2 separate regions of the Homo sapiens genome follow, and region 1 is linked to region 2. A link is an interaction called in ENCODE POLR2A ChIA-PET data of the cell type or tissue named here. Cell type or tissue: IMR-90. All regions are shown on one strand. Links, peaks and the distances in the headings refer to the core of each region. The heading gives the core; the rest is flanking DNA.

Region 1 (16,395 bases), core at 5,225-13,224, 1.9 Mb before region 2:
TCTATGTTATGGATAAGAAGGCTCAATGTTGTCAGTTAGATGTCACTTCTTCCCAACTTGATATATAGATTCAGTGCAATCCCAATCAAAATCACAGCATTTAATTTTGTGCATATCAACATATCAATTCTAAAGTTCATATGGAAGCTGGGTGCAGTGGCTCACACCTGTAATTCCAACACTTTGGGAGGCTGAGGTGGGTGGATTGCTTCAGCACAGGGATTTGAGACCAGCCTGGGAAACATGACGAAACCCCGTCGTTACAAATATACCAAAATTAGCTGGTCGTGGTGGCAAGCGCCTGTCATCCCAGCTACTTGGTAGGCTGATGTGGGAGGATGTCTTGAGCCCAGCCAGGAGGCAGAGGTTGCAGTGAACTGTGATTGCAATGCACTGCAGCCTGGGCGACAGAGCCATTTTTTACTTGTCTCAAAAAAATAAGTAAGGGCCTGGTGTGGTTGCTCACACCTGTAATCCCAGCACTTTGGGAGGCCGAGGCAGGCGAATCACTTGAGCCCAGGAGTTCGAGACCAGCCTGGCCAAAATGGTAAAACCCTATCTCTACTAAAAATACAAAAGTTAGCCAGGCATGGTGGGGGGCACCTGTAATCCCAGCTACTCAGGAGGCTGAGGCAGGAGAATTGCTTGAACCCAGGAGGCAGAGGTTACAGTGAGCCGACATTGTGCCACTGCACTCCAGCCTGGGCAACAGAGCGAGACTCCGTCTCAAAAAAAAAAAAAAAATTAAAAAATAAAACCCATAGAATGTCTAACACCAAGAGTGAACTTTGGGTGATAATGATGCATCAGCATAGGTTTATCAATTGTAATAATTTATATTATTCTGGTGTGGGACATTGATAGTGTGGGATGCATGTGTGATATGGGCACTGTACTTCCTGCTAAATTTTGTCGTGAACCTAAAACTGCTCTGAAATCAAAGTCTGTTTAGAAGGAAAAACAGTTGAGTATATCATGTGTAGAACACCCCAAGATTTGGAATGGGACATCTAAGGGTAGACTCTTGAGACTAAGAATGAAACAGAACTGGCATGAATTGAAGCCCAGCTTTGAGAATTCTGGCAGGTAGAAAATCTCAGTCCCTAAAATTGGATTAAGGTGACTCTGGGTTCCTAGTGCCCTAGGACAAAACTCCTCTCTGAAGGAAGAAAATATTGTTATTACAGATTATTTCAGCAAAGTTTCAAACACAGTGCCCAGCACGTAATCAAAGATAATGAGGAGATAATGTGAATGAGAATCAAAAAAAGCAAGTGCCTCCAGGGGCTCTAGAATGATCAGAAACAGGATCTAAAATAACCATGTTAATTATTGTTAAGGTATATAGAGAATGTCAACTGAGAATTTGAATTGTTAACAAGGACATAGCAAATTTGAAAAAGACCAATAGAAATTGTAGGACTGAAAAACTATAATACAGATTAAGAATTATATGGGCCGGGCGTGGTGGCTCAAGCCTGTAATCCCAGGACTTTGGGAGGCCGAGGCGGGTGGATCACGAGGTCAGGAGTTCAAGACCAGCCTGGCCAACATGGTGAAACCCCGCCTCTACTAAAAATACAAAAAAATAATTAGCCAGGTGTGGTGGCACGTGCCTGTAGTCCCAGCTACTCAGGGAGGCTGAGGCAGAGAATTGCTTGAACTTGGGAGGTGGAGGTTGCAGTGAGCCGAGATTGTGCCGCTGCACTCCAGCCAGGGCGACAGAGCGAGAATTTGTCTCAAAAAAAAAAAAAAAAGAACTACTGCTGCTCTAGCTTATTTCAGCTTACTCTCCGACCTTCAATTTAGATGTTATTTATGTATTTATTTTGGAAGCTTTTCCTGACTAACTTGCTTGGATGTAGGCTCCCTTAATAATCCTCTTCACCTATTACTAGCAGCTCTTTTCAAGGCCATTGTATTTTTTTTTAATGTAATGGTTTTACTGAGATAATTAGCTTATACTGCTCACCTCTTTAAAATATATAATTTTTAGTATATTCATATAGCTGTGCAACCATCACCAATCAATTTTAGAGCATTTTCATCACTTCCAAAAGGAACTCTGTACCCATCAGCAGTCACTCTCCATTTTCTCCCTAATCCCTCAGCCCTAGTAGGAGGCTGGAGCAGTAGCTCACTAATGTTGCTTTGAACATTAGTGTACATGTTTTTGTTATATGTTTTATTTTTATTTTTAGAAACAGAGTGTATTAGTCTGTTCTCACATTGCTGTAAAGAGCTGCCTTAGACTGGGTAATTCATGAAGAAAAGAGGTTTAATTGACTCATAGGTCTGCAGGCCTAACCGGAAGCATGACTGGAAGCCCTCAGGAAACTTACAATCATGGACCAAGGCAAAGGGGAAGCTATCACCTTCTTCACACGAGAGCAGGAGAAAAAGACTGTGAAGCGGAAAGTACTACGCACTTTTAAGCAACCAGATCTCGTGAGAAGTCACTCACTATATTGAGAACAGCAAGGGGAAAATCTGTCCCCATTATTCACTCACCTCCCAAGTCCCTCCCCCAACACTGGGAATAACAACTGGACATGAGATTTGAGTGGGGACACAGAGCCAAACCATATCACAGGGTCTCACTATGCTGCCCAGGCTAGAATGCAATCATAGCTCACTGTAATCTTGAACTCTTGGCCTCAAGGTATCCTCCTGCCTTGGCCTCCCAAAGTGCTGGGATTATAGGCATGTGCCACTGAGTCTGGAATGGATATATGTTTTCAATTCTCTCGGGTATATACCTAGGAGTGAAATTTCTGGGTCTTATGGTGACTTTATGTTTTACAATTTTGGGAACTGACAGACAGTTTTTCAAAACTTTTTTTTTTTGAGACAGGGTCTTGCTGTGTTGTCCAGGCTATATAGTGCATTGGCTCACAGGCTTGATCATAGCATAGCACACTGAGGCTTCCACCTCGTGGCCTCAAGGGATCCTTCTGCCTCAGCCTCCCAAGTAGCTAGGACTATAGGCCAGTGCCACCATGCCTAGCCTAAAGCATTTTATATTCCTACTAACAGGGTATAAGGGTTCTAATTTCTCCATAGCCTTGTCAACACTTGTTATTTTCTGTCTTTTTGAACATAGCCCTTCTAGTGGGTATAAAGTGGTATCTCCTTGTTTTTTTTTTTTTTTTTTTTTTGAGACTGAGTCTCGCTCTGTCACCCAGTAACAAGCTGGAGTGCAATGGTGTGATCTCAGCTCACTGCAGCCTCCTCCGCTTCCCAGGTTCAAGCGATTCTCCTGCCTCAGTCTCCCGAGTAACTGGGATTACAGGCCTGAGCCACCAAGCCTGGCTAGCTTTTGCATTTTTAGTAGAGATGGGGTTTCACCATATTGGCCAGCCTGGTCTCCAACTCCTGATCTCAAGTGATCTGCCCGTCTTGGCCTCCCAAAGTGCTGGGATTACAGGTGTGAAGCACCACGCCTGATTGTTTTTTTTTTTTGAGACAAGGTCTTACTCTGTTGCCCAGGCTGGAGTGGAGTGGGATGATCTTGGCACACTGCAACATGTTGCCCAGGCTGGTCTTGAACTCCTGGGCTCAAGAGATCTGCCCACCTGGGCCTCCCAAAGTGCTGGGATTACAGGTGTGAGCCACGGTGCCCGGCCTCCTTGTGTGTGTGTTTTTTGGTTTTTTTTTTTGAGATGGTGACCAAAAAAACACAACAACAAACAACAAACAAAAAACAAAACGAAGTCATTCTTTTGCATGTGAATGTCCAGCAGTGGTAGTACCAACTGTTGAAAAGACTGTTCTTTCACCATTGATTTGTCTTGGTGTTTTTGTTGATGTAAATGTGAGGGTTATTGATTTATTTCAGGATTCTCAATTCTATTTGTTTATATTCTTATCCTCCATGAGTATGCCCGTAGGGCCACTGTGTATGCCAGTAGGGCCATTGTGTTTTACAGAAGAAATCTAAGAAGAATCATTCTTTTTTTTTTTTCCATTAAAAGTCATGTTTACTAATCTAGCACCACAATTCGTCTTAGAACCTCCCATGCAGTTGGAAAGGGAATATGGGAAGAGGTGAGTATGTTGGAAATGTAGGGTAGTTCTCAAATTGAGGCCCCATTTTGCTTGCTCTAAAGCCAAAAACACAGGGTCTAGCAAAGAGGAGCCCAGAGGCTGGAGATGAAAACAAAAGCTTTTGGTTCAGATGGTAAAGGAGGCCCTCAAGAGCAGTAGAATCAGTATATCCCGAAGGCAGTGCTGGAGGCATTCTCATGAAGTAGGGGGTTTCTTCTTGGCATCCAAGTCCTTTTTAATTTCTTCAAGTTTTTTAGCCAGGTTTGGTATGTCATAGTTCTGAGCCAGATACATTCCAACCACGTTGCCCAATGTAAATCCAAGCAGGAATTGGAGCATGATGTTGGTGGGGAGGGCGAGGAGGGCGCAAAGGGCTGCTGCAGCTCTGCAGGCCGGTCAGAGCCTGCTTCCCCATGCGAGGGGAGCGGAATCGCCCCCCCCGCCACCTTTTTTTTTTTGAGAGGGAGTTTCACTCTTGTCGCCCAGGCTGCAGTGCAATGGCGCGGATCTCGGCTCACTGCAACCTCCGCCTCCCGGGTTCAAGCGATTCTCCAGCCTCAGCCTCCCTAGTAGCTGGGATTATAGGCGCCAGCCACCACGCCCGGCTAATTTTTGTTATTTTTAGTAGAGACGTGGTTTCACCGTGTTGGCCAGGCTGGTCTCGAACTCCTGATCTCAGGTGATCCGCCCGCCTCGGCCTCCCAAAGTGCTGGGATTATAGGCGTGAGCCACAGCGCCCTGCCAAGAAGAATCATTCTTTAACCTTAACTCAAAGCAACCAATTCAAGGGTTGGAATTACTCACTCCCCATTTAGAACTTTCAGCAGCGGTCTTTAGCATCAGTAGCCGTCAAGATTGTGTTGGGTCGTTGCTTTCTTGTTGTTTTAAATCACGGTCATGTGTTTGGCAAGGGTGCTGGTTAACCGAAAATGTTGGTTCTAGAGCTAGAAGTACTGGCATTCAAATAAACATATTTGGGGGTTGGGGGTTGATGAGCAAGGCTGGGAGGAGACAAAAGAAGTATCTCGGCTCAGTCGTCAGAGACGCGCAAGGTGTAACGGAGAGAGCAATCTAGGTTGTGAGAGTGGCTCCAAACATTGAGACATGGAGCCAGGACCTTTGCTCCTGGGGGATGGCCCTAGTACTGATGCGCAGGACCTGGTCCTTGAAGGAGCTGACAAAACTGCCGTTCACCCGCGCGACCACCGGCAAAGCAGCTCCACAGCCTGCCCCTCCCCTTGGCTGCTCCCCCACCCATTTCCCGCCTTGTCTTTCCTCTCTTCTCTCTCTCCCTCCTCCCTGCGCGAAGCGGAAGTGACGCGAGGCGTAGCGGAAGTTACTGCAGCCGCGGTGTTGTGCTGTGGGGAAGGGAGAAGGATTTGTAAACCCCGGAGCGAGGTTCTGCTTACCCGAGGCCGCTGCTGTGCGGAGACCCCCGGGTGAAGCCACCGTCATCATGTCTGACCAGGTACCGGGCTGGGAGCCATCCAACGGCGGTGGCCAGGGCCTTCCCTGCAGGTCTGCCTGCCGCTAGGCTGGGGTCGGGGATGGAGGCGCGGGGGAGGGGAGCGCGGAATGGGGGAGGGGGCGGCCGGTGGGGACTAGGCAGGCGAGGGAGAGGAGCCGACTACGGCCGGAGGTGCCGGGGCCTGCTGCGGGGCTCCCGGAGCCGCCCGCCCCTCTCCGGGCTCGCTCATCACCCCCGTACCCCACCGCCTTTGGTGGCGGCCTCCCTCATGTCGTCCCACTTCTTTCTCCCGGGTCGACTAGGTGCAGAGCCCCGCTTCCACCTCCCTGGGAGGGTCTCTGGAGAACCCGTCCGTCTCCTTCCAGAGGACTAATCGCAGAAGCAGGGCCCTAGGCCTTAGTTATGTAACGGGAGAGAATCCCTGACTGGGAGGCTCCGTGGCCCTGAGAAGCGGCTGGACTCTCCACTTTTTGCTTCTTCGTCGGGAGGGCGTGGGGCGGCGAGGGAGGGAGACGTCCGATGTTGTTGGGAATCCTGCCTCCGTTCGGATTGGAGCTAGGGCAAGGATGCCGCTGCTCTCCTCTGAGTCTTTTTCCGTGTGGGGGTGCAGAGCTGTCGCCTCTTTACTGTACTTTCCCGTTTCTTACTCGGGATTGGTTCATCCTAGCTCTCCAGTTGTAAGAGAGCATTCATAATAACCAAGAAAGAAAATAGAACTAAACTGCTAGAGCAACAAAAAGCATCTCACCTGGGCATTAACCTGAGGAAGTCTCATATTTTTGAGGAAAAGCATAGGAAAACTTTGTGTATGTAGAGTCGTTGCAGAATATTTGCAGAAAGTTGCCTGGTAAGGCAAAGTGCTCCAGCTCACTGTTAGTATCAATAATTTACTTGGGATTTGCACTTAATCAGGAGTGATCGATTTCCCCTTTTCTTCCTCATCCTGTTCTAATTAAACAACTTTATGGCTAGTTTTTAATTCATAAAGTTTTTGTCTGGTCTTTTGTTTGCTCAGACGACTTTGACTTTTTTTTTTTTTTGAGACGGAGTCTCGCTGTGTCGCCAGGCTGGAGTGCAGTGGTGCGATCTCCACTCACTGCACCCTCCCGCCTCCTGGGTTCAAGCAATTTTCGGGCCTCAGCCTCCCGAGTAGCTGGGATTACAGGCACTCACCACCAGGCACTCACCACCACACCTAGCTAATTTTTGTATTTTTAGTAGAGACGGGGTTTCACCATATTGGCCAGGCTGGTCTCGATCTCCTTACCTCGTGATCCGCCCACCTCGGCCTCCCAAAGTGCTGGGATTACGGGCGTGAGCCACCGCGCCCAGCCGACTTTGACTTTTTACATTATTTTTGGACTTTTACTCATTTAATGGTAGTTATTCAGAAAACTATTTTTCATTCAACTCCACGATGTACTTGAACTTTTAAATTTAACACACCTATTCCCTTGGCTTTTAACCCAGTTTTGTACCATTTCGTGAGAGCAAGTGAGGTTTTTGCAGATTGGTACTATTGTACAAAATGTACACTTAACATTTTAAAGCTTAACCATAATCTAGATGAATTTTGGATGGATCTACTTACTAATAATCTAGATTAATTCCCAAGTGGGCATTGTGTTTCCCTAGGTAGTTGTTTACTTGGTTACTAGGAAGAAAAGTATAGGCGTAAATGCTTAGTTTCGTCAGCCTTTTATTTTGTTTCCCAGAAGCGTCTAGGAAGCATTTTGAAATTTATTGTAGACTGATGGAAGAGCAACATAAAGAAATAATTATAAAATGTAGAATTTATTGCTCCATTTTGAAGTCAGGTTATTTAAGAGATACATAAAGAAATGAAGGACCTAGGATACAAATAGATTCTTTTATTTCATGTTCATACTAGGACATTATTTGTCTTTTTCACTGTCATTCTTTCATGAGTGTTCAATGGACGTTTCTAGAAACTAACATGACTTGTGATAAAACAAATTAAATGTGGAAGCAGATGTGAAAATCCAGCTGTTTAGCTGTTTTTATTAAGCCAGACATTAAAGAGATTTGCAAAAATGTGTAACAGTCCCACTCTTTCATTAATTTTGTTTTGAAAAATATTTTTAATAAAAATATATATTTGTTAACATATAACAGGTTTGTTGGTATTTTAAAATGAATTAATATTTAAGACATTTCTCAGTTTTCAGTGTTTAATACTGTAAACATCAATAGATGTAACCAACCTAACAAAAGCTTTATGGGATTCTAAATAAATTTAAGTGTAAGATTCCTGAGAACAAAAAGTTTGAGAACTGTTGCTGTAGGCTGATTGACCAACATCATTAGGACTCGCCGGGTGCAGTGGCTTAAGCCTGTAATCCCAGCACTTTGGGAGGTCAAGTTGGGTGGATCACGAGGTCAGGAGTTCTAGACCAGCCTGACTAACATGGTGAAACCCCGTCTCTACTAAAAATACAAAAAATAGCCAGGCGTGGTGGTGCGCACCTGTAATCCCAGCTACTCAGAAGGCTGAGGCAGGAGAACTGCTTAAACCCGGGAGGCGGAGGTTGCAGTAACTGGAGATCACTCCACTGCACTCCAGCCTGGGCGACAGAGTGAGACTCCGTTTAAAAAAAAAAAAAAGACTCAGTACATTGGCCGGGTGCAGCGCCTCACACCTGTAATCCTGGCACTTTGGGAGGCCTAAGTGGGGGAGGATTGCTTGAGCCCAGTTTGAGACCAGCCTGGGCAATATAGAGAGACGTCGTCTCTACAAAAAATAAAATTAGCCAGGCATGATGGCCTGTACCTGTAGTCCCAGCTACTCAGGAGGTTGATATGGGAGGATCACCTGAGCCTGCGAGGTCGAGGTTGCAGCAAGCCAAGATCATGCCACTGTACTTCAGCCTGGGCGATAGAGACCCTGACTCAAAACAAAGAAGACCCAGTACAAGTTCAGTGTTGAGTGCTAAAGACTTAAAAGAGTTATAAAGCTGAACCCTTAATCTTAAGAGGTTTATAAGTGAGAACAAGAATCTCCAAATCCTGTACTGTTTAATATCAGCATGAGACTAAACCACTGTCCTAAGAAGACAACCTTAATTTGAATCAAGTTATTTTAGAGTGATGTGTTTTCTGAGGCAGCTCTCAGAAGGTTATTGTCTGGTGTTAAAATAGTGAAATTGAGTAATAACAAGGTTAAAATCGGTGGACATTAAATACACACAAGACTTCAATTGCTGGGTCCTCCATTGATTAATGAAAAAATGATTGTTTTTGGAATTTGAGTGAAACACTTCTTAATGGCTGAGTAGGGTGGCTTACGCCTGTAATCCCACCACTTTGGGATCACTTGAGGCCAGGACTTTGAGACCAGCTTGGCCAACATGAGGAAAGCACGTCTTTACTAAAAATACAAAAATTAGCTGGGCCTGGTGGCTCATGCCTGTAATCCCAGCTACTTGGGAGTCTGAGGCGAGAGGATCGCTTGAGCTTGGGAGGTGGAGGTTGCAGTGAGCGGAGATCATGCCACTGCATTCCAGCCTGGGCGACAGAGCAAGACTCTGTCCCAAAAAAAAAAAAAAAAAAAAAAGAAAAGGAAAAAAAACAAAAAACTTTTTTTTTTTTTTTTTTTTGAGACGGAGTCACAAAAAATTAGCCACCATGCCCAGCTAATTTTTTTGTATTTTTGGTAGAGACAGGGTTTCACCATATTGGCCAGGCTGTCTCGAACTCCTGACCTTGTGATCCGCCCGCCTCGGCCTCCCAAAGTGCTGGGATTACAGGCGTGAGGTGCCGTGCCTGGCAAAAAAAAAAAAAACACAAAAAAACCCACTTCTTTATAATTTTAACAATTCCAACATCATCTAGTAGATTTGTGTACCATTATTAAATAATCCTTTAAAATAAGTTCTAAACCTAAGGCCCATAGACCATAAAGACTGAAAGTTCGCTTACATTGTATGGAGTGTTTTGTGAGTATTTGTGCATACGTATTTTTTTTTTTTTAAGATAGAGCATTGCTCAATTGCCCAGGCTGGAGTACAGTGTGGTGTGATCTCGGTTACTGCAACCTCTGCCTCCTGGGTTCAAGTGATTCTCCTGCCTCAGCCTCCCTAGTAGCTGGGATTATAGACACATGACACCATACCTGGCTAATTTTTGTATTTTTTGTAGAGATGGGGTTTCATCAGGCTGGTCTCGAACTCCTGACCTCAGGTGATCTGCCCGTCTTGGCCTCCCAAAGTGCTGGGTTTACAGACGTGAGCCCAGCCATATATATATATTTTTTTTAAATAGGAGAAAGGACCCATAGTCTCATCAGGGGTACGTGATTCCTCAAAATGGTTAAGGACCATCCTTTAACCAGTAACAGAAATCTGATTGGGTGCTTTCCTTTAGCCCAGTCTCACCTTGTAGCAAAACAAAGTGCTCGTACAGAACCCGAAGCTTAATATCAAAAGGATAAGGGTAATTTGTACAAATATTTTCCCCTTCCTCCTTTCTGATATTTGAGTTTATAGTGTTTCTTTTTTATACCAAAATCATTAAAGGTAGCTTGGTCAGCTCTTCAATTCAAGTCTGTTAATTGTAGCAATTGGATGACTGTTCCACTCTAACTGAATCTGTATTAACACCCCCAAAGAGAGATTGAATGATTTCCTTTTATCTTTAGTCAAGGATTTGGAAGCATTGTGTAATTCTGATTATCTGATACATTACCTCAAAATTTTGTGACTTAAAACAACAGCCATTTATTTTGTTTATAAATCTGCAATTTGGACAGGGCTCTGTGGATTAGACTCACCTCTGCTTCTTGGTGTGTGGGGCCTCAGCTGAGATGACTCAAGTGGCTGGGGGCTGGAACAGCTAGTTGTCAGGTGAGATGAGACTGGATGGGGCAAGTGTCTCCATATAGTCTCAGAGCCTTTCTTAGTGGTTTCATCATGTGATGTCAGCATGGAGACCCCAGGGTATTCAGACTTACGGCTCAGGGATCACAGAGAGAATAGGTGTTCCAAGAGAACCTGGGTGGAAATAGCAAGTCTCCTACAACCTAGCCTTGGAAGTCACGTCTGTAATTCTGTTGCCCACTCAAATCACTAAGGTCAGCCAGATTCAAGGGAAAGGCATTTATTTAGACACTGTTTCTCAATGGGAGAGTAACAAAGAATTTGCAGTTATCTTTAATCTACATTAATTGTATTTTTGCTGCCATGATAGTATTATTCCCTGCAGTGTTCTATATAGCTCCCTGCTATTGATTTTTACTGATTTTAGAAATTCTTTGCTTGAGATAGCAGGAGAATATGATGAACTGGTTGTGTATTAAAATTCATAATTGTGTGTACTACTATTTATATCATAGAATAGATATGTTAAACTGTAGTTATTACTTGAGTATGTAGTTAAGCATTTCATGCCCTAGGAGAAGAAGAATACTGTGTCCGCTCTGATAGACATGAGGTCCTGCTAGTGGATGTTACAAATGTATAGATTGTAGCATTATCTAAACAAACTTTACTAGTAGTTTAAAAATTGAATATGAATGTTATGATTACTCATTAAGATTTAGTAGTTCAGATTTAAAAACTATTAAGTAGTTGTCAACTCATGACATCCTTTAGTCCCGAAGGCAGTTAGGGTATCTCTTTCATAATTTTTACATGTAATGTTACAGTTATTTACGTTCCTTTTTTTTTTTTTTTTTTGAGATGGAGTCTTGCTCTGTGGCCCAGGCTGGAGTGCAGTGGCATGATCTCGGCTCACTGCAACCTCTGCCTCCTGGTTCAAGTGATTCTCCTGCCTCAGCGCCTCGAGTAGCTGGGATTACAGATGTGTGTCACCACGCCTGGCTAGTTTTTATATTTTTAGTAGTGATGGGCTTTCCCCATGTTGGCCAGGTTGGTCTTGAACTCCTGACTTCAAGTCATCCACCTGCCTCGGCCTCCCAGAGTGCTGGGATTACAGGTGTGAGCCACCGCGTTGCCAGTTATTTACATTCTAAGTGTCTTTTCTCCATTACATCAGGCTTTATTTATCCTCTTTTTCCTGTAATGCTTAGCACATTGAGTGGATAATTAGTAAAAAATTTTTTAAAGGAGAGTGGCCAGATTCATTCAACAAATGTTTATTAAATGTCACAATGTTCACAGCATGATTCTAGGCCCTAGAATTGGAAGGTCGCCTCAAAAACATGAAACAGCAGGTACCTTCCTCCTCCTCTTTCAGTCCTCTTGATGTTGTTTTGTTATTGAGGCAGGGCTGGTTGCCATGGAATAGTTTTTCTCTTATGATATTTTTGCATACCTTCTTCATCTTTACTTCTGTTAGCAATAGACCTGGTAACTATATCCAAAGTTGAATCATTTACTTCTTCCAGGACACTGGGATTGTTAAGGATGATTTTTTTTTTAAAAAATGAAAGGTCTCACATATTTATTACTGAACCTAGCCAACCAACACGTTCATAACAGATTCAGAGAAAAAAATATATTCCCAATAAAACATGTCCAACTCTCTAGATAGTGGTGACATTTTCAGCTCGATATGGTAACATGATTGTGACCTTCAGACAGCATAAGTATGTTGTATCATGCAATGCCTTATAGACCCAGCTTGGTTCTTCTCCAATGGCTCCTTTTGGAGTTTTACCTGATTTTATTACCAGTTTTCATCCGAATCCACTGGGGAATGGGTCAATTTTGCTTTTGTTTCTTGGCCAGGAATCACTTAACCCTGAAAGTCTTGTGAGAAGACATGGCGAGAAGTGGAGTCAAGCACACACCATGATGGCAGATAAAGGAAGAGAGGCCGATAATCTTTTTTTTTTGAGACGGAGTCTCGCTCTGTCACCCAGTCTGGAGTGCAGTGGTGCCATCTCGACTCGCTGCAACCTCCGCCTCCCAGGTTCAAGTGAGTCTCCCTCCTCAGCCTCCCAAGTAGCTGGGATTACAGGCACCTGCAATCATGCTCAACTAATTTTTGATCTTTGTAGAGATGGGATTTCACCATGTTGGCTAGGCTGGTCCTGAACTCTTGACCTCAGGTGATCCGCCTGCCTTGGCCTTGCAAAATGCAGGGATTACAGGCATGAGCCACGGTGCCTGGCCCAGTTAATTTTTTATTAAGACATCTTTAGCATTCCATTTTGGAATTCCCTGAAGTTGTGATTTAAAAAAGTATATATATATAATGCTGATATTCTACTTAATTAATTTAATTAATTAATTTTTTTTGAGACAGTTTCGCTCTTGTTGCCTAGGTTGGAATGCGATGGCGCCATCTTGGCTCACCACAACCTCTGCCGCCTGGGTTCAAGCGATTCTCCTGCCACAGCCTCCCGAGTAGCTGGGATTACAGGCATGTGCCACCATGCCCAGCTAATTTTTTTTTTTTTTTTGAGACAGAGTCCTAGCTGGAGCGCAATGGCGTGATCTCTGCTCACTGCAACCTCTGCCTCCTGGGTTCAAGCATTTCTCCTGCCTCAGCCTCCTGAGTAGCTGGGATTACAGGCACGCACCACCACGCCTGGCTAAGTTTTTTTATTTTTAGTAGAGACGGGGTTTCACTGCGTTAGCCAGGATGGTCTTGATCTCCTGACTTAGTGATCCGCCTGCCTCGGCCTCCCAAAGTGCTGGGATTACAGGCGTGAGCCACTGCGCCCGGCTAATTTCATTTTTTTTTTTTTTTTTTTTTTTAAGTAAAGATGGGGCTTCTCCATGTTGGTCAGGCCGGTCTCGAACTCCCGACCTCAGGTGATCTGACTGCCTTGGCCTCCCAAAGTGCTGGGATTACAGGCATGAGCCACTGCGCCATCCCGGCTGATATTCTGTTTCTTTTTAAAAGAGTCATGGGGAAAAGTTCACACAGATACTGTTATTGAGCACCTTAGTTTTACAGTTTAAAATCTGGATAATTCCTGCAACGTGACTATGTTTACTTAAAGATACGTTGTATCGGTTATATTTTTTGGCTATTTTTGCATTCAGTTGCCTTTTCTGAGCTAATGAGGATCTGAAGGAAAAGACCTGAAGGAAGGAAGGAAGGGTGGAGTTTTGTTTGCTGGGCTGGTTGTTCTCAATATCTAGGGCCAGTTATTTTTAAAGGTTTTACCAAAGAGTAATATACATACAAAAAAGTGCACAAGAGTGTTTGGTTTGCCGAACTTTCACAAACTGAACACATCCATGCAACCAGCACTCAGATGAAGAACTGCTGTATTGACTTAACAAGTAGAATAGTTTTGTCTGTTTTTATACAGCATAACATTTTATAAGTGAAATCATACAGTATGTATCTCTGTGTGTTGGTTCTTTTGCCCGGCACTGTTTAGAGGTTTGTTCATTATTATTGTATATAGTTGTATGTTATTACATCTCATTGCTGTGTGGCTTTCCATTGTGTGGAATGCAGTACACTCAATTTACTTATTCATTCTGCTTTTGATGCCCATTGAGGAATTTTCTAGCACCTGTTTTTAATATGAGCCAAACTTATACCTTTTATAGCACCTTCTATTTCAGGATTACTTTTGGGCTGAATAACAGAAAGTTTGATTTATTGTAGGTTAAACAATTTTTTTTTTCTCATAAAACAAGAAATGTAGACAAAAGTAGCTCAAGGCTGATGTGGTAGCTCCACAGTTCCTTCATATTATTTTCTTCTCCATCCTTAACAGCAGTCTTTCACTCTGGTGCTTGTCTACTTGTGGGCACAAAAAAGCTACTTTGTGTTCCAGACAGGAGAAAAGGGAAAAAGTATGTTCACTTTATATCTCTTTGGCCAAAATGGGTATAAAAGAAGCTGGGAAATACGTTTTTTATCTGGGTAAATTTAGGTTTCCCTTTGTAAGGAAGAAAGGGAAAATAGATACCAGATAGGTAATTAACAATGTCTGTCATACTTCCAAGTCTGTTTGCTAGTACTTTTGGATGCAATCAAACTGGTTTGTTCTAGGCTTAGCATAGGTCTAGACTCAAAGGGTAAGGTTTACACAACCAGTAAAATTTTTAGTTATAGTTTTGAGTTCCTGAGAAGCTATCTGTGCATGACTAGTGTTTAACTACCATTCAGGGTTGAATGTAAATATTCAGAGGCCCATTGTGTTGACAGCTTTGACCTAAACCTTGAAGTTATACAGTTAAATCTGGTCAGTTCTGTTCTAAATCTCTAGTACCGTCTTACTAAGTTTGAACATATGCATCATGAAGATGAAAATATACATATATTTTTGTGTTTTTAGAATCGTGGGCCCAGTGCAGTGGCTTACTCCTGTAATCCCAGCACTTGGGAGGCCGAGGCAGGCGGATTGCCTGAGCACCAGAGTTCGAGACCAGCCTGGGCAACATGGTGAAACCCTGTCTCTATGAAAAAATACAAAATTTAGCTGGGTGTGGTGGTGTGCGCCTGTAGTCCCAGCCACTGAGGAGGCGGAGTTTGCAGTGAGCCGAGATCGTGCCACTGCACTCCAGCCTGGGTGACACAGCGAGACTCAAAATAAATAAATAAATAAAATGGAATTGTGGTAAATTATTTAAGTATAAGGGAAGTGACTTCACTGTAATTCTCGGTTTTTCCCTTTTAATGGTGCATTAGAATTATCCTGTTTAACCCTTTTTGAGCTTTCTTCATTAGGAAATAAAATAAATTGATATATATAGAATTTGAAGCTTGGAGTGACTTTTTTTTTTTTTTTCCGAGACAGTCTTGCTCTGTTGCCCAGGCTGGAATGCATTGGCGTGATCTCGGCTCACTGCAAGCTCCACCTCCTGGGTTCACGCCATTCTCCTGCCTTAGCCTCCCAAGTAGCTGGGACTACAGGCGCCCACCACCACGCCCAGCTAATTTTTTGTATTTTTAGTAGAGATGGAGTTTCACCATGTTAGCCAGGATGGTCTTGATCTCCTGACCTCATGATCTGCCTGTCTTGGCCTCCCAAAGTGCTCTAACTACAGGCATGAGCCACCGTGCCTGGCTGGAGTGAATTTTTTAATGAATTTTTTTAAATTTATGTTTAAATGTACTGTATTATAATGAATCCTTGTGGCCTCCTCTTGGCCTATAATCTACAGCATCCCATTATACTCCCCCATATTATTTTGAAGCCAATTCTAAATATTGTATCATTTCATCTGTAAATATTTCAGTATGTATCTTTAAAAGAGAAGGGCTTTTTCTTTATTTTTAATTTAAATTTAATTTTTTTTTTTGAGACGGAGTCTTGCTCTGCCTCTGCCGCCCGGGATGGAGTACAGTGGTGCCATCTCTACTCACTGCAGGCTCCGTCTTCTGGGTTCACGCCATTCTCCTGCCTCAGCCTCCCGAGTAGCTGGGACTACAGGCGCCCACCACCACATCCAGCTAATTTTTTGTATTTTTAGTAGAGATGGGGTTTCACCGTGTTAGCCAGGATGGTCTTGATCTCCTGACCTCGTGATCCACCCACCTCGGTCTCCCAAAGTGCTGGGATTACAGGTGTGAGCCACCGTACCTGGCCCCCCCTTTTTTTTTTTTTTTGAGACGGAGTTTTGCTCTTGTTCTCCAGGCTGTAGTGCAATGGTGCAGTCTCGGCTCACCGCAACCTCTGCCTCCCGGGTTCAAGCGATTCTCCTGCCTTAGCCTCCCTAGTAGCTGGGATTACAGGCATGCACCACCACGCATGGCTAATTTTGTATTTTTAGTAGAGACGGGGTTTCTCCATGTTGGTCAGGCTGGTCTCAAACTCCTGACCTCAGGTGATTGGCCCACCCTGGCCTCCCAAAGTGCTGGGATTACAGGCATGAGCCACAGTGCCCAGCCAAGGCTTTTTCTTTTAACATGACCAATATACTCTTGTCACACCTTAAAAAATGAACAGATTTGTTAATATCATCAAATAAGAGTAAACGTATTTTATT
Region 2 (16,395 bases), core at 5,733-13,732:
TCCCATATTGTGAGGACACTGCTGACCACCTGCCACCTGCTTCCCCTCCCCCAAGGAGGAGCGGCTTATCTCCTAGGTTCATTTGAAAGAATAAACAGGGTAACCCCCCTTCCTCTCCCCACTCCGATAGGATCCTTCTGCCTGCCGGCAAAGAGGGTAACTTTCCACCTGCTCTTGGCCATGCAATAAGCTTTGGGTGCAGGCCCTGCCCCTGGTTGGGGAGGACAGAGGTAGAGAAGGGGATGTAATGTCCCACTCTGCCTGTAACTGGGTCTCCTTACTGCAGGGGCGAAGTATTGGCAAACCATGCTGGCCCTGATCTAAAGACACATTTTCCAGTGAGCTTTTATCAGAAAGAAAGCTGACATTTTACTCTCCTCTTGCCTGACTGCCCTCTCTCTCAACATTACCTGGCACACTGTAGGAAACTAGTAAACAATTTTTGAAGAAGAGAATAAATGGACTTGGGTGGACCAGTTAGCTGACCTTCTAAAACCCCAGTGAAATTGTTCTGAACTTGAGGCTCTATGTATTTTTTATCACTCACCCCATAGTTGTAGTGCTTGCACATGGACCATATATGTTATTTATTTATAAAGGTTAAACATGTGCTTCTGTATTAATATATCACATACTTTATAGAAATATTCTAAAATAGAAATTTGAAAAGATATGGAAAAAGATGTTAATATAAGCTCCAATATATTCTTACACCCCCAAAGGATTATTTTGAGCACTCCACTTTGGAGCCCACTGGTCTAGAATTTCAGTACTGTAGAAGTTCAGAAGAGAAGGACTTAGAAGTCTGGAGTAGTCCAGACAGACTCAGCTGGACTGGAAGGGCCCTGGTTCACAGCCGTGCACTCCTTGCCACATGCTGTAAGATGACTTTCCATTTGCAGAAGATGCTCAGTGTATATGTGTTGAAATGAACTGGAAGGAGGTGAGGACTGAGCTAACAGTTGCTGAATGGCCAGGATTTACAGAGCTAGAAGGAAAATGGGAGGTGCATGCCAAATAAGACTTCTCTGGGAATACTTTATTCCAAGAACAGGCTTATCACACAAATGGGATAGAAGTTGGCTTTCATCACACTGACTTGAGCGCCAATATATTGCAGAGTAACAGGAAATAATGTTAGTCATTGGAAGACAGAGAAGAGTCAAAGTGGCAGGTTACCTTGAACAATGAAATAAAGGTAGAGAAATCTGGATTTGATTTGCTGTAGAATGAAATATGGAACCATTCAACATTTTAAAGATACAAACATCATCATGATATCTATGTTTTGTGAAGATTATTCTGAGGTTAGGGTGCAAGCTGGATGGAAAAAAAACTGGATTTGGTTAGAGCAGCTCAGAAGAGTCTGTAGTGAGACTATCAGAGTTTGATTAGAGTGATAAAGGTGGTAATAATGAAGAAAGTATGAAACTGAACATCAATTAGAAAGAATATGATCAAGCCTCAGTAAAATATGGAGGAAGAAAGAGAAGAAACCAAATACTCCTAGAAATGATTCCACCATTTAAAAACTAAACAACCCTAATTGATTTCTTGAAGTTTTTTATCCTGATTTGCTAGAGTAAGTAACAACAGTGTGAGTTGATATTTCCTTACTCCTATTTAAAAGCTTGGGGCTCAGCCTCTAACCTCAAAGAAAATTTGTGTGTGTGTGTATTTTTTTTTTTAAGAGTCAGGGTCTCACTCTGTCATGTTGTCCAGGCTGGAGTGCAGTGGTATAATCATGGCTCACTGCAACTTTGAACTCCTGGGCTCAAGGGATCCTCCCCTTCAGCCTCTCGAGTAGCTAGGACCACAGGTGTGCACTGCCACGCCTGGCTAATTTTAAATTTTGTTTTTAGATAGAGATGGGATCTCACTATGTTGCCTGGTCTCAAACTCCTGGCCTCAAGTGATCCTCCTGCCTTGACCTCCCAAAGTGCTGGGATTACAGGTATGGCCCACTGCATCCAGCTAAAAAACTCTTAAACATGGAAGATGGACCAAATTTTCAAGAGCCCAAGATATTACTACATTTGCTTGAAGATGCAATTTAGAAATGGCACTCTGCCTTAAAAAAAAAAAAGGAAATATCACCTTTGTGTGTATGTAGTGAATAACTCCTGATTTTCTGCATGTGAGTGAGCAGAGCAATCTGGTCAACCACAAGATGAAGACCAATATTAAATTCACGTACCTTTGCAGCCAGGTTTTTCCTGTATGTGAACTCCACTGTATTTCTAGCCATAGAATTTAGCTCTAAGATAATTTAGCCAAATGAATACTAAAAGACATGGAATAGCGGTGTAGGTCATGAAAATGCTGGAAGAAAAAGAAGTCCAAGCATTTTCATCAACTAGTGCTAATTCTGTGAACAGGTTATATGATGTGCCTGCATTTGTACAGTTCATCTTTTGAAACCTGTGTGCTAGATCCCTCAATGGCTTATTCTGAAAATGGTCTCCTAAGATGGTAAGAAATGACCAAAAATTACATAAAGCTCACTTTCCAAATAGAGTTATGCAGAAAATAATCTGCCATCTGGCTTTCTGGCTAACTTCACTTCTTTCCTTTTAGGCAGATATTATTTTATCCAGACCACACAGTTTGTTCGTCTAGTTGGTTCACGAAAATTTCAGAACATGACTCTGTAACAGGAATGTTTGGCAAGTGACAGAACAGTAGCTGCTTAACATCAGGCCAGTTTCCTTGTCTCAGTGGTTAAGCAAGTCTCTCCCAGGCTATGTGTGCTTGGGTGCCTTCAGTTATAAATTCAAACTGATGATTTGATGACATCTTTGATATCTCTCAAAGATCACGTCTCCAATGCACTTTGAGACATGTATTGCTCGCGTACATATACTGATGCTCAAAAATTAACTACGAAGACTTTAAAACCCAGTGCTACTTCATGAGAAACATTATGATAGTCTACTTGAATGCAGATTGATCTAAACCAAGTCAATGTACTTGTCATTTCATGTGAAATGGGAGTAAAGTTTCCCTATTCTTGTTACATAAAAAACAACCTGTGCTTTAAAATTTAGCCAAGTTGTGCTGGAGTATGGAAAAAGTAATTTGGTCTGGGTTGGCTTTTCAAAACCATAATCTAAGAAAAGAGGCATCTGATTTTTAAAAAATCAGATAAGTTGTATAGTTACTTTTCCCCCTCTCTACATTTTTCAAAAGGCAGAAATCAATGGTCTTTGTAACCACCTACCTGTCTCCAAAGAAAGTGACAGGCTGAGCTGAAAGTTAGAGCCTCCAAACTTCTGCCAATGTAAGGGAGGAAGGCTTTTAATGACACTATGGGCTTGGCATTATTTCTCAGTGGCCTCACTTAGCCAGCAATGCTAAGGGCTCCAGCAGAGCCTAAAGCATAATTCTACAGACACTGACAATGAAAGGACTTTCAGGAATGTAGTAACCGATCCTACAGAAGCAGTTTAGAAGGGAAAACACATGTCCAAAAAAATCTGGCCCCAAACAGAGGTGGAATGAACAGAATTCAACATCTGTGAAGAATGTTGGATGATGACATTATAGTTCTCAAGAAAATATTCAGTAACAACTTCACACAATTTTAATAAACACAGTTTATCTAGATCCTTGAAAGTAACAATTCCATTGCTATGGTTTGAATGTATCCCTTAAAGTTCATGTGTTGGAAACTTAATCCCCAATGCAGCAGTGCTGGGGGGAGTGATTAGGTCATGATGGCTCTGCCCTCATAAATGATTAATGTCCTTATTGCAGGAGTGGGTTAGTTATCTGGAGAGTGGCTTTGTTGTAAAAGCAAGGTGAGCCCCCTCTTGCTCTCTTGCCAGCCATGAGATGAAGGCAGCACAAAGGCCCTCCCTTCACCAGACACCAATGCCATACTTCCTAGCCTCCAGAACCATGAGCCAAATAAACTTCTGTTCACAAACTACACAATCTAGAGTATTCTGTTATACAAAATAGGCTGACATCCATGATCCCTAAAGCGTTATTAGTCATTTACCAAGCCATCCTCAGATTTTTATTTCCTATTGAATCTAGTTGATAAGTTATATTGCTCATTTGCATAATTCCATTTCCTCCACTATGTCTTTGATCCAGAGCATGACATCATGTAGTCAGAGAATGGAAAATGTTTCTATATTTTGGGAGAAAAAAAAGCAATGTTTGTGATAACCCATTTTTTTCCCTCCTTCTAAGCTAAACACTTATAATTCTTAACACATGTTTTTTTCTTGGAACCATTTTTTTACTTCTGGCTTTATGTAAAATGTGAGAATTTTCTGTCTCAGAAAATGGCACTAGTTCATCTCTTATGATGTCCCCATTGTATGTTCATTGCCAGTGAGACAAATCTGTTTAGTGCCATCATTATTATTACTATAAACAGACCTGTATAATGTGCTTTTATGCATGTTTATCATTTTCAGTTTCAGAACTGTGTTATTTAGGCCTTGATCAGAAAGGTTTTCATATGAATAATGAGCCTGACTTTCTGGTCTGAAATTCCAATACACTTTATAGATAGATACACATAATACCCATTTACCGTGGACTGACTTGTAATTCAAATAAGAAATTCAAAACCACAGGTGTAAATGTACTATTAGTGTTGGGCTTTGACTTGTAAACAGGAATATAATTCATGAATTCCGTTAATTATTTAGTCAACCATTACATAGATATTTCTCAGTCAAGTTGTAAAATCTTAACATTCAGGTTTTAAGTGTGTTTTACAGGTACACACGATAATCTTAATCTCTAAAGACTTGGAAATAAGGAAACAACCTTCTTTATTTCCTTATGAAATAAGACTCAGTCATCTAATTTTCACCTTCCAGGTGTAAGGATCTTATAAAATAGCATAATACTGAAGTCAGAGACAGTCTGAAATTGTCTGAATTATATTCTGTCTTCTAATTACCTGCAAATGTGTTTGCTTCACTGTTTAAAAAGACATAGATGTATGTGTCTGCATAAACATATTTGTATACACAGTGGAATACGGAATGGAAGGAGAACTCAATTCAGAACTTCTAGTCCTGCTTTCCGCAACTCAAATGTATCAAGTTCTCTGACTCCCAGTCTCACCATCTGTAAAGCAGCTGTGAAGAACAATCGTGTGTGGAAACCTTTTGTAAAGAGTGAAACAGAAATCACTAAATGCATATGAGATTTGTGTGTTTGTGTGTGTGGTTGCTATAGCTTGACCCAATTCACAGCAACATGACAATGAATGGGGCTTGTCCTCCTTATCTGTCTCACAGACATCCAGATTTTTAAAAAGGATACTTGTAAATCCAAATGAATCAAAGTAAATGAAGGTAGAAAGAATCACACCACATTAGAGAAAATACTGAGGAGCCCACCAGGTCCAGCCCAGAGGCTATGTCTGGGGTGAGACCCCCTAACTGTGTCTTTTGCACAGCTTCTCCTTCCATTCCAGAAACCACGATTTTTCCAGAAGGGCCAAGTTTTTCCACAGGCGGTCTCCACAGCAGTGCCACAGTGGCTCTGGCATTGAGGGGGACAGACAGCAGGCGGGTGAAGGGCAAAGAGGGGAAACAAAAGAGATGTCTGAAAAGGGAGAGATAGAGGAAGGGCGGCCTTTTATGTCTACGGGAAACCTGTTTGTCAAGTTCTTGTAAGTCAGGGATTGTACGTATATCCAACCATACTTTACTACAATTAAAAAAAAAAGTCATTCACGGTTGACATTTCCTAAATGTCATGTATAGCTACGAAACACAACCCTGGCAAGATGTCAAAGGTACTGCCTTTGTTGTTAAAATCTGGTTTGTTCAGGCACAGCAAATAACTAACAAACTCATGGCCATTTTCTCTTAAATCGAAAAATATTTTCTGATGTATCCCAAAAAGCGCTTTTAAAATACATCTACAGACAGTTAAAAGCTATTTGTATTTTCTACAAACTATCCCTCCAAATGGGAAGAAAGGAGAGGAATAAGAATCCTTGGCAACAGCTAGCCTCTCGCAATGGTGAGGGCTTGAAAGGCACGAGAATGAAGTGGGTAAGTGGGAAGAAAAGGCTGAACTCCATTCTCTTTTTTTTTGAGACGGAGTCTTGCTCTGTCGCCCAGGCTGAAGTGCAATGGCACAATCTCAGCTCACTGCAACCTCCACCTCCTGGGTTCAAGCGATTCTCCTGCCTCAGCCTCCTGAGTAGCTGGGATTACAGGTGCCAGCCAGCATGCTCAGCTAATTTTTGTATTTTTAGTAGAGACGGGATTTCACCATGTTACCAGATTGGTCTCAAACTCTCGGCCTCAAGCAGTCCTCCCACCTCGGTCTTCCAAAGTGCTGGGATTACAGGTGTGAGCCATCGCGCCCGACCTGAACTTGATTCTTTACTAGGGCTGGCTACACTGTCCAAGACCTATGGCTCCACTTCTAGGATCACAGGGTAAAGTTAAAGTCATCTCATTGTATGAGAGCGAGGAACATCAACACCCCTTTCTATTCAGAGCAGAGAGCCTTCACTAAATTCCATGGTCTTGGCTATGCATCTTTCCCTCTTTGGGATAAATGACAGGGTCTGAGCTAATGATTCACATTGTTAAAATTACAGACCGAGGCAAATAATTATTCATGGTTAGTTAAGCTTAAGTTTGCTCCAACATGCCTTCCTGAAGTGATTCCTCTCAAAAACAAACTTACTTGGGAAATGTTTAACTTCATTAAGCCCTCACTGACATCAAGAAGGTATATTTCCAATGGACACCACCATGCAAAATATGGATTGGACAACTTAACTGAAGGCCCACTTTGCTATTTATGGAATGTTCTCTTCTCACTATAAAGAGAGGACCAGAGTTCTGCCAAGAAAATGTAAAAGCTGTAGTTTCCTACAATAGTGGTGCATATTTCTGTTTTAGACCACGGCACAGTACTTGTAGAAGTCATTGCTTCAGTAAGAGTTGATTATGTGTTCATTTCTCAAGGACAATGGGTCTGAGTGGCAAATACCTTCAGAATTTTTTTTTTTTAGGGATAAGCTAAACTAAGTCAGATTTCTTTGTGAAATAGGGGATGTGGCAAAACAAAGGGTGGTTAGATTCAAAGTTTGAAAATTTTGGGTATCATAGCTATTGGAGGTAGGGAATGGTAAAGGGTTGGAAGAGGGTGGAAATATCCAGGGACCACATCCATTTGCTCTTCTTGTTTTCTGCTTCAGGGGTAGTGACTTCTTTTGAAAAATGAGAGGTTTATTTTCATAACAGGCAGTGAGGAATAGTTAGGCAGATGTGTGTGGGTTGGTTCTGGCCCTTGATTAGCAGACAGGAATGATACTGCCTTTAAGTTTCACCAAATATATCCGTCAAAACACATACAAGGGACCTCCACTTGGATTGCACAATCAAGATCCCAAATTTCAACGCAGCGATCAAGCTGTTTTAGGAAAGTTTAAATGGAGCCAAATTTCCATTTCCAGAACTGTTCTCAGATGTGGTTAACAGATTACATGGACTTTTTCATCTCCTCTTCTTTGCTCCTCTAGGTTGAAAAGTCTAAAATCAAGGTATTTTTGAAAATTTTTCTGTGTTTTGATCAAGGAAGTCCTTGATAGAGGCCAGATGTCATTCTGCTACCAGAGTATCCTTTCTCAGAACCACAGCAAGAATGTTCCCAAACCTTTTAAAGAAAGTACATGCCATGTACAACATGTAGATGCTGTTGTCAGAGTAGTTCAGACTTTGGGCAGCTAAAATTGGAATGTGGCTTTGAGAACACTAGAAAGTTCACTGTGTGGCTGTGCATGTGTGTCAATGTGGGTGTTCCCCTCCCCTGCTTTCTCATTTTTTTCCCTCATACATGCAGGTTTTTGTGCTGTTAATCCTCTTGGAATGTAGCTCTTATCAGCACCTAGAGGAATTCATTACCCCTTCACCTTCGCTGTTCACCAGCCCATGAGGCTAAGGAACAAGAAAGCAATTGTCTGCAGAGCTGAACCCTGAATTCAGGTGTGCTGGCACTGAGTTACTGTCTACCTGATTTTTCCTATAATCAAAAGGGAAGGGGAAAAATTAATAATGCTTCCCTCTCCAAGGGAGCAGGAGGAAAAGAGCCTTCAGGAACAGAGGCTAAGGCCCCCTGCCATTAAATCCAGCTATTCTAGAGCTAAGGGTTAAAAAAGGAAAAAAAAAGCAGCAGGTTAGCAGATTCACAAGAGATCCTAAGCTGTGTCTGCGTAACAGAGCAAATGATCAATACAGTGGAGGTGAAAACTAGTTAAGCCTGTTATTTGGGATAATGTTTAAAAGAGAGAGAGAAAATCGAGCTTGTTTACCATATATATATATATATATATATATATATATATATATATATATATATATATATATATATAAAAACTGCTGGTTATATAGCCTCAAAACCAAAATATTTTGTATTTTATATAGAGCTGCAAAAACTCATTTTATGGTCTTTAAGTATATGCCCTTTTCTATCACCCTTAAATTGTCAGTTTTGTTCACACAAGAAAAGAAACTCAGAATACAAATACAGCACTACCTTTTTTGGTTGTAAACCATGAGGCATTGCTACACTGTCAGGCATTTACAAAAAGCAAAAGGCAAGACACAAACACCCATCAGTCTCTGGCTCTTTCTTCAAGCACGTAAACTGAGATGTACACTGAAATGGGAAACTACCCAAGCCAGAAAGGTAGCCAAACAGACTGGAAAAGAGATATAGCAACATTCTTAGAATCCATTAAAAGGCAATAGAAAGCAACCATTAACTGAACAACACTCAAACAGATTGACAAGATAGAACTGAAATGGCACAGGGGGCTTCCACCCTCTTAAAGAGCCGTGTCAAGGAGCAGGGGATTTATAACCAAAACCCTCAGATATTTCTAGAAGCCAACAGGGAAACCTTATACCAAAGACTACATCATTGTTAGCTATGTTTTTACAAGGTTGATTTATAGTTGCATCAAAAAAAAATCTCAATCTATAACTCCTCGCTACTGAAGGGAGGAGTGAATAAAAAAATTTTTATGCCCCATCCTTCAGTTTAAGGCTATGTAAATCAGTCATCAATTCTGAATATTGTATTAGATGAATCCCTTTGTTAACAATTATGCGTGTCAGAACACCAGGAATAATTTAGTATTAACCAAAATACATCAGGTGTTGGAGAAAAGTTACTGACAAGGTAATATATTTATTTTTTTAATGGGACAGTTTAGTTCTCGGCAAAACAAAATATGTGCCATTCATTTAATTTTAATTTCTCAGGATTTTGAAAAGTATCTCAACTTCAAATGTTTTTACTGCAAATATATTACTATAGTCACAAAATCTTCTAGCATACATTAAGTTTATTCACTTAGCAAACATCATTCCTCTGTATTCCCGGTACTTACATGCTTGGAGAAAAGCTTGCTATTGTTGGTTAGTGCATCTAAAAACACAAACACTGAGATGTTTGGCACTCCCTCCCAGCAAGTGCTCAGCTACAGAAGAAATACACAAATGCACTTCTCCCTCAGAGTTCGCACTGCTTTCCACCCATTGATTTCATAGTGGTGCATTTCATTTTCAAAACACTTGCATAAACATGATTGTGAACCATGCTGTGAGGTTAACTTTTGGTGATAACACAAAACCTGAGAAGATTTGTTTTTCAGAAGGTTCTTGGCAGTGACTGAACATATGGTGTGATCTTTGTGGAGGGTAATTCCTCACTTGCTTCACCCATTCTCTGTATTGCTGAAGCCAAGAGCCTCAACATTCCAAAGGAAACAAAAAAAAATTAACCACACTCAGCCCTAGTCAGTCACTATCCACAGGATTTTAGGTCTACTTAAAATTTAAATTTAAGCCAGGCATGGTGGCTCATGCCTATAATCCCAGCACTTTGGGAGGCCGAAGTGGGCAGATCACTTGAGGTCAGGAGCCGATGACCAGCCTGGCCAACATGGTGAAACGCCATCTCTACTAAAAAAACAAACAAACAAAAAAACATAGCTGGGTGTGGTGGCACACACCTGTAGTCCCAGCTACTTGGGAGGCTGAGGCACGAATATCGCTTGAACCTAGGAGGCAGAGGCTGCAGTGAACGATCGTGCCACTGCACTCCAGCCTGGGTGACACAGTGAGACTCCATCTCAAAAAATAAAATGAAATCAAAATAAAATTTAAATTTAGAAATTTGCATTGAGAGAAAAATTTAAATAATATATTTTTTAAAATGGCTATTAACATGGGGTGGGGGTGGTTAACACTGTGCTGATCTGTTTTCTTCCAAAACCTGCTTGGATGGTGAGAAAGTAATTTTTAAAAGGTATAAGCCCAAAAGGACAACAAATGAGAAGATGAGACAAAAATGGCTGAGGCATGACACAACCATTCAGAAAGAAGGAAAGCAGACAAAAGAGTAGGAACTTGATTCAGCAGAGGCCACTGAGACTTAAGGGCCCACAGATAAGAATACAGAGAAGCCAGCCGTCTGGCCACCAAAGAACCCCTGGAAGGCTGAGAGGGGGAACAGACCCACCTCACTCACCGTAGCCACGCAACCATCCCTCTCAACCCTGTGGGACATATGTGGTTTCCTCTCTAGAAAACTGAACCCAAGAGGCTGAGACCCCAGGCATTATGGAGGGCAGGCTGAGGGTCCAGGTTGAAAACAAGGGCCTAGGAGGAAGTCTCTCTGGGCACTAACAGTGAGGCCTCCAGCTCTCTCCCATTCAATAGCCTGGGGCAGTGGCTACTCTTAGACCCCCAGGCAGGAGATGTGAATTTCATTCCTGGGTAATGGAGTGACCACAGTGGGAAGACATTTAGATGTTGACACTTTGGTGGGAGGACAAAGTAAAAGGTGGCTTCCAACAAACTGAATTTGCTGAAAGGAATGAATTCCTGCCCTTCAGTGCTTGGATGAGAATGGCAATTAACAGGAGACCAGAAGGAGAAGGTTAGAGGATAAACAGGGTATAGTCATTAATTCCCCTGACCTGGGCATTGAGAACCTTGGATTTCACTCTTGCCTGTGTCTTTGACTCTTTTTCTTTTCTGAGACGAAGTCTTGCTCTGTTGTCCAGGCTGGAGTGCAGTGGCGCCATCTCAGCTCACTACCACCTCTGCCTCCTGGGTTCAAGGGATTCTCATGCCTCAGACTTCCAAGTAGCTGAGATTACAGGCATGTGCCATCACATTCGGCTAATTTTTTTGTACTTTTAGTAGAGACGAGGTTTCACCATGTTGGTCAATCTTGTCTCAAATTCTTGACCTCAAACGATCCACCTGCCACAGCCTCCCAAAGTGCTGGGATTGCAGGTGTGAGCCACCATGCCCGGCCTACGTGTCTTTGACTCTTGATGTAGCCTGTGAGTCATTTCTCCTTTCTAGATCTCGGTTTCCTCATTTGTAAACTGGAGGCTTATGACCCTAGGGTCCTGCTATTCTGAGATGTTGGAACACTCTTTCCAGAAGGTCTAAAGTGACAGACGGAATGCTGGTGGTCTCTAACGTGATGCCAACTACAGGCCTGAGACTTTGCTGACTTCTCAGGGTCCTTCTGCTCTCTCAGCAAGTGGCTGCCATTCTTAGATGTGATGCAATAACACCATTCTTCTTTTTAAAAAAGGGCTGTTTTAAACAAATTTGCACCGAAAGTACAGGACAAGATCCTAAGATAGTAAAAGCACCTAGGATATGCCAATACTGACTCTCCATTTTTCTACACAAGAAAGTAAAAGCATAGTCAGAAAGGAATAGAGCCAACCCAAATTCAACTTCTTCACATGCAAATTTTTTTTTTTTTTTTCTTAATGAAACTCAGGGGAAAAGAGTGAAAAACTCAATAATATTTCTCTTTCTTTCAAGGGCCAGCTCTGAAACGGAGTAATAGTTAACATTTCCTAACACTTAGTACAGGCCAGAAGCACTGAGCTAGGAGCTTTCCAGGCCTTTTCTCATTAGATTCTCATGTGTGCCTATCCTACAAAGGAGGGAAGTGAGGCTCCTAGAGCTTAGTGATCTACTGGTATACATGGAGGTACTAGTGTCAGACCTAGGCCTCTCTGACTGTAGAGCTCACACTCCATCATTCCACTTCACTGCCTCACCTCCACCTAGCCCCACTGTCCTCAGCTCAGATAGCCAGTCCCTGGCCACTGCAGGAAGACTTCCCACAGTCTGCTCTCCAATGACGTGTCCCGTGGCTTTAAAGGAATTGACAAGATTGGCCCTTCTGCTGAAAAGTTAGAAGGCATTCTGGAAAATCAATACTGGCTTCTGCAAGAAGCAGCCTTGCCCAAAGCTAATTGAAGTCCATCTGAACATCTTCAGAACTGTGGCCATAATCATCTGTCTCGTTGTTTACCATGTCTCAACATGCATCTGCAGTAAATCACTTCAAAATCACTTTTACATGCTCTCTCATACCAAAGACAGGACAACGACATTTTCTGTCACTGCCCTATAACTTCCCCATCTAAACTCAGAACACTAGTATTATGGTTACATAATAGACAGCCTGCTGACATTACTATTTTAAAGCACCACTTTTTCAGGGTTTATCACAAGTCGTTTTAAATTTCATTTAGCTGTAACTTGTTATACAACTTTATGTTCAGAAACAATGTCCTCTGCTATATCAGCAAGCCATACTGGAAAATACAATTGCTGTGATTTGAAAAAATTTCTTGGCAAGCTTTTGATTCCACCCTTTTAGCAGGCCATATATGGGGTGATAATGGAAAGAGAAGTTATATGACTTATTATAAGATATTACTCAGGAAAATTAGAAGATATATATTTTGATAGCTAATCCAGATTAATGGTGCAGCCTTGAGCCTTCAACTTCGTTTACTATAAATGAATCTAGTGACTAAATTGTTGTTCACGTAACTTTGCAAACCAAGCAGTTTACCAGATTATCAGAGACTAATAACTCAGAGAAGAAACTGGCATACTTGGTGGGGTGGACATTTGTAGTATGATCATTCAGTATCCATCCACCCCCACTTCTCCTAGCCCTACTTTGCTTTAGGGGACCCAGTGAAGCTGCCTCCAACCTGAGCCCTGGGGTTGTTATATGACCAGGATGGATCCATCGGCACATTGTATTCTATGTGTCTCAGTTATGGGTTCAAGGCAGCTCAAAATGGGCAATGAGGGCAAGGACATGCAAACCGGGGGCTTTGTTTAAGCTATTAGGAAAATGGACTTTTTCTTGCTGGGCTTAAATGAAGAGGATGATGAGATTAAAGCTGACTTGACCATCCTGTGACCAGGTGGAGCTCAGAAAGGAGCCAGAAGATGCAGAGTCAAGACATGCGCAGGACAGTCAACTCCCACTGAAGAGGTTTCCTGGAACTCCCACCTAGTGATCTCTGTGTTGGCTACCCCTCACTGCAAAGGAGGCTAGGAAATGCAGTCTTTTGGCTGGGGACATTATCCCTTTGAATAAAATCAGAATGTGTTACTAAGGAAGAGGAAAAGAATGGGTACTGGGTAGGAAATTAGTGACCTCTTCTGTGGCCCACTTGGGTTGTGTTTTCCATGCTCGGCCTAGAAAACAGACAGCTATCTGACATATATAAAGGAAGAATGGCATATTTCAGAGTCTAAATTAGAGATAGAGTTAAAACACATGAGTCTTTGGTTTGTAAAATCTTTCATTAGGCAAGAACCTGTTATTTTGCAGTAGCTTCATTGAAAATTATTACTCAATTGAAAAATAATGTAACTACAATTAAAAATACAGGATCTGCAAGCATGTACAGCAGCCCAATTTTGCATATTCAACTTAGATACTGAAAAAGTGTTGTTAAAAATCCTAATTTCTTCTTATAGAGAAAAATCAAGCTACATATTTATGAGCCCACTGTCTCCAGGCAAGAATCCTTCAGTTTCAAATTATGTCTTGGACTTCTACAGGTTAGGGTAGAAATGATAACAAATGCAGGAATCTTTGAATTGACATTTAGTTCTCAGGGGATAGCTTTAAAAACTAGAGAATAATGGAAGTAGCTGCTTTTAAGAATTTTTTTCAGTAGTCACGAAGACACATCATACATTAGAGGATATAAAGAATGCCAAAATGAGATTCTCTCTGAAATTACTTAGTGTTTTATGAGAAAAGGAAGATAAACAAAAAAACAATAGTTTATTGGACCAAGAGAAATAAGTGGCAGGGGAGTCACTGAAATGGAGTGTTAACAGACACTCTGCCTTTGGTCTTGAGTTATGAAGGCAACAATAAATGACCTTTATAGATCATAGTCACACAACTTCAGAACTGAGAGGAAGGTTGAAAACAACCACATTCAACTATTTCACTTTCCTGAGGAGAAAAACTTGGACCTAAAAAAACTAGGTCATCTTTCTAATGTTCCCCAAGAAGTTCACAGCAGAGCCAGGATCAAAATATGGGTTTCCTAGCTCATGGAGCTATAATACTCTTTCCACTAACAACCACTCAGAAGTCATGGAATTAGGAAGTCAGTCTGCCAGATGTTACTGTAATTTACCTCTACATTTATTGTGAAGTCATTCTGAAATTATATTTTTAAAGGGAGGAGAAAGTGGTTGTAATACTATGACATCTGCCAAGGGTGATTAACAAGGAAAAATATACGGCATCTTGCCTCACTGAACTAAACCAGGTCCAGGGTTTGTAGACAGACAGAGGTCTCCTGGACACAAAAGGAAGAGGCTGAGAGGTTGTCAGGGGTTTAACAGCTGGTGGGAATTTTATTTTCTGATGGAAGTGACTTCTTTGTTACAGTTTGCTTCAACTGCTTCCCACCTACGGCTGAAGCTCCCCTGAAACACTGAGCAGCTCTCAGCTATGTAACCCTCACCATAAGCGCTCCAAAAAAGTTAAAAACTAGAGTAATCAACAATTGATACAAAAACTAGGTATTTTGAAGGTCTTTCTTCAAAGGAGCAAAAGATCAAGGATAATATTACAGAGTAGGTTAGCTTGAGTGTACTACAAATGATACAATGAGTCCTTAATAATACATGATCATCACTTGGGAGCTAGTAAATAGAAGAAATGCAGGGAATCCCCACTCAGCAGTTTCTCTGGGTAAACCTAGAAAGTGTAGACCTGGGATTTGGGAGTAGGAAGAAACCCCAGAGCTGGCCTAATAAATTGAGTTCCTTCATTTTGCAGGGCAGTCTAGGAAGAAAGCTAATAATCTCTGCTAAATCAAATGTACTATAGAGTAGTCAGTGTTTTCAAAATCACAGCACACATGTTCAGCTGAAATATGTTTACAAACAAATACAGCCAAAAAGCCTCATATAAAGTCTCTCAGTTATCCAGAGTCAGTCACTTTAATAAGGTTTGATCTAAATATTTTCCTTTTCTCAATTAAAATAACCTTTGTTGCTGGAATAACTGGCTAGCCATATGCAGAAGATCGAAACTGGACCACTTTCTTACACCATATATAAAAATCAACTCAAGATGGATTAGACTTAGATGTAAAACCCAAAACTATAAAAACTCCTGAAAGACAACCTAGGCAATCCTCTTATGGACCTAGGGATGGGCAAAGATTTCATGATGAAGTTGCCAAAAGCAATCACAACAAAAGCAAAAACTGACAAATAGGATCTAATTAAACTTAAGAGTTTCTGCACAGCAAAAGAAACCATCAATCAACAGAGCAAACAGACAATCTAAAGAATGGGAGAAAATATTTGCAAACTATGCAGCTGACAAAGGTCTAGTATCCAGCATCTCTATGGAACTTAAACAAATTTACAAGAACAAAACAGCCCCATCAAAAAGTGGGCGAAGGATATGAACAGACACTTCTCAAAAGGAGACATACATGCCCACAAAAAGCATATGAAAAAAAGCTCAATATCACTGGTTATTAAAGAAATGCAAATCAAAACCACAATGAGATACCATCTCACATCAGTCAGAATGGCTATTATTAAAAAGTCAAAAAATAACAGATCCTGGCAAAGTTGCAGAGAAAAAGAACATGTATACACTGTTGGTGGGAGTGTAAATTAGTTCAACCATTGTGGAAAGCAGTGTGACAATTCCTCAAAGAGCTAAAAACAGAACTACCATTTGACCCAGCATCCTATTACAGGATATATACTCAAAGGAGTATCAATCATTCTACCATAAAGACACATGCACACAAATGTTCACTGCGGCATTATTCACAATGGCAAAGACATGGAATCAACCTAAATGCCCATCAGTGATAGACTGGATAAAGAAAATGTGGTACATATACACCATGGAATACTATGCAGCCATAAAAAAAGAACAAAATCATGTCTTTTGTGTAAATGTGGATGGAGCTGGAGGCCATTATCCTTAGCAAACTAACATAGGAACAGAAAACAAAATGTTGTGTGTTCTCACTTATAAGTGGGAGCTAAA

Evidence for each region. ChIA-PET counts read pairs that join two places held together with the same protein. Peaks named below come from ENCODE experiments on the same cell type or tissue, not always from the same donor. Only the 100,000 strongest peaks of a DNase experiment are listed, where the experiment ranks them.
Region 1: POLR2A ChIA-PET joins it to region 2 with 10 read pairs; 2 of 35 experiments call an interaction of 5 or more read pairs at or near these places.

Annotation. Positions count from the first base shown.
Region 1 is chr2:202,227,560-202,243,954 of GRCh38, reverse strand. It overlaps SUMO1 (small ubiquitin like modifier 1), which reads left to right and starts at 5,358. Exons shown (of 5, transcript NM_003352.8): 1 at 5,358-5,515. The coding sequence starts at 5,504. It also overlaps the pseudogene RPL39P14 and the pseudogene STMP1P1. RefSeq lists a silencer at 5,704-5,893. In IMR-90, for the core only: no CTCF peak of the experiment used is centred there; DNase peaks (open chromatin) are centred at 5,354 and 6,094; H3K4me3 peaks cover 1,319 bases; H3K27ac peaks cover 1,155 bases.
Region 2 is chr2:200,344,287-200,360,681 of GRCh38, reverse strand. The region is part of intron 2 of SPATS2L (spermatogenesis associated serine rich 2 like); the gene reads right to left. Among named protein-coding and RNA genes, the nearest start is that of SPATS2L, 46 kb to the right of the region's middle. In IMR-90, for the core only: no CTCF peak of the experiment used is centred there; DNase peaks (open chromatin) are centred at 7,801 and 9,701; H3K27ac peaks cover 910 bases.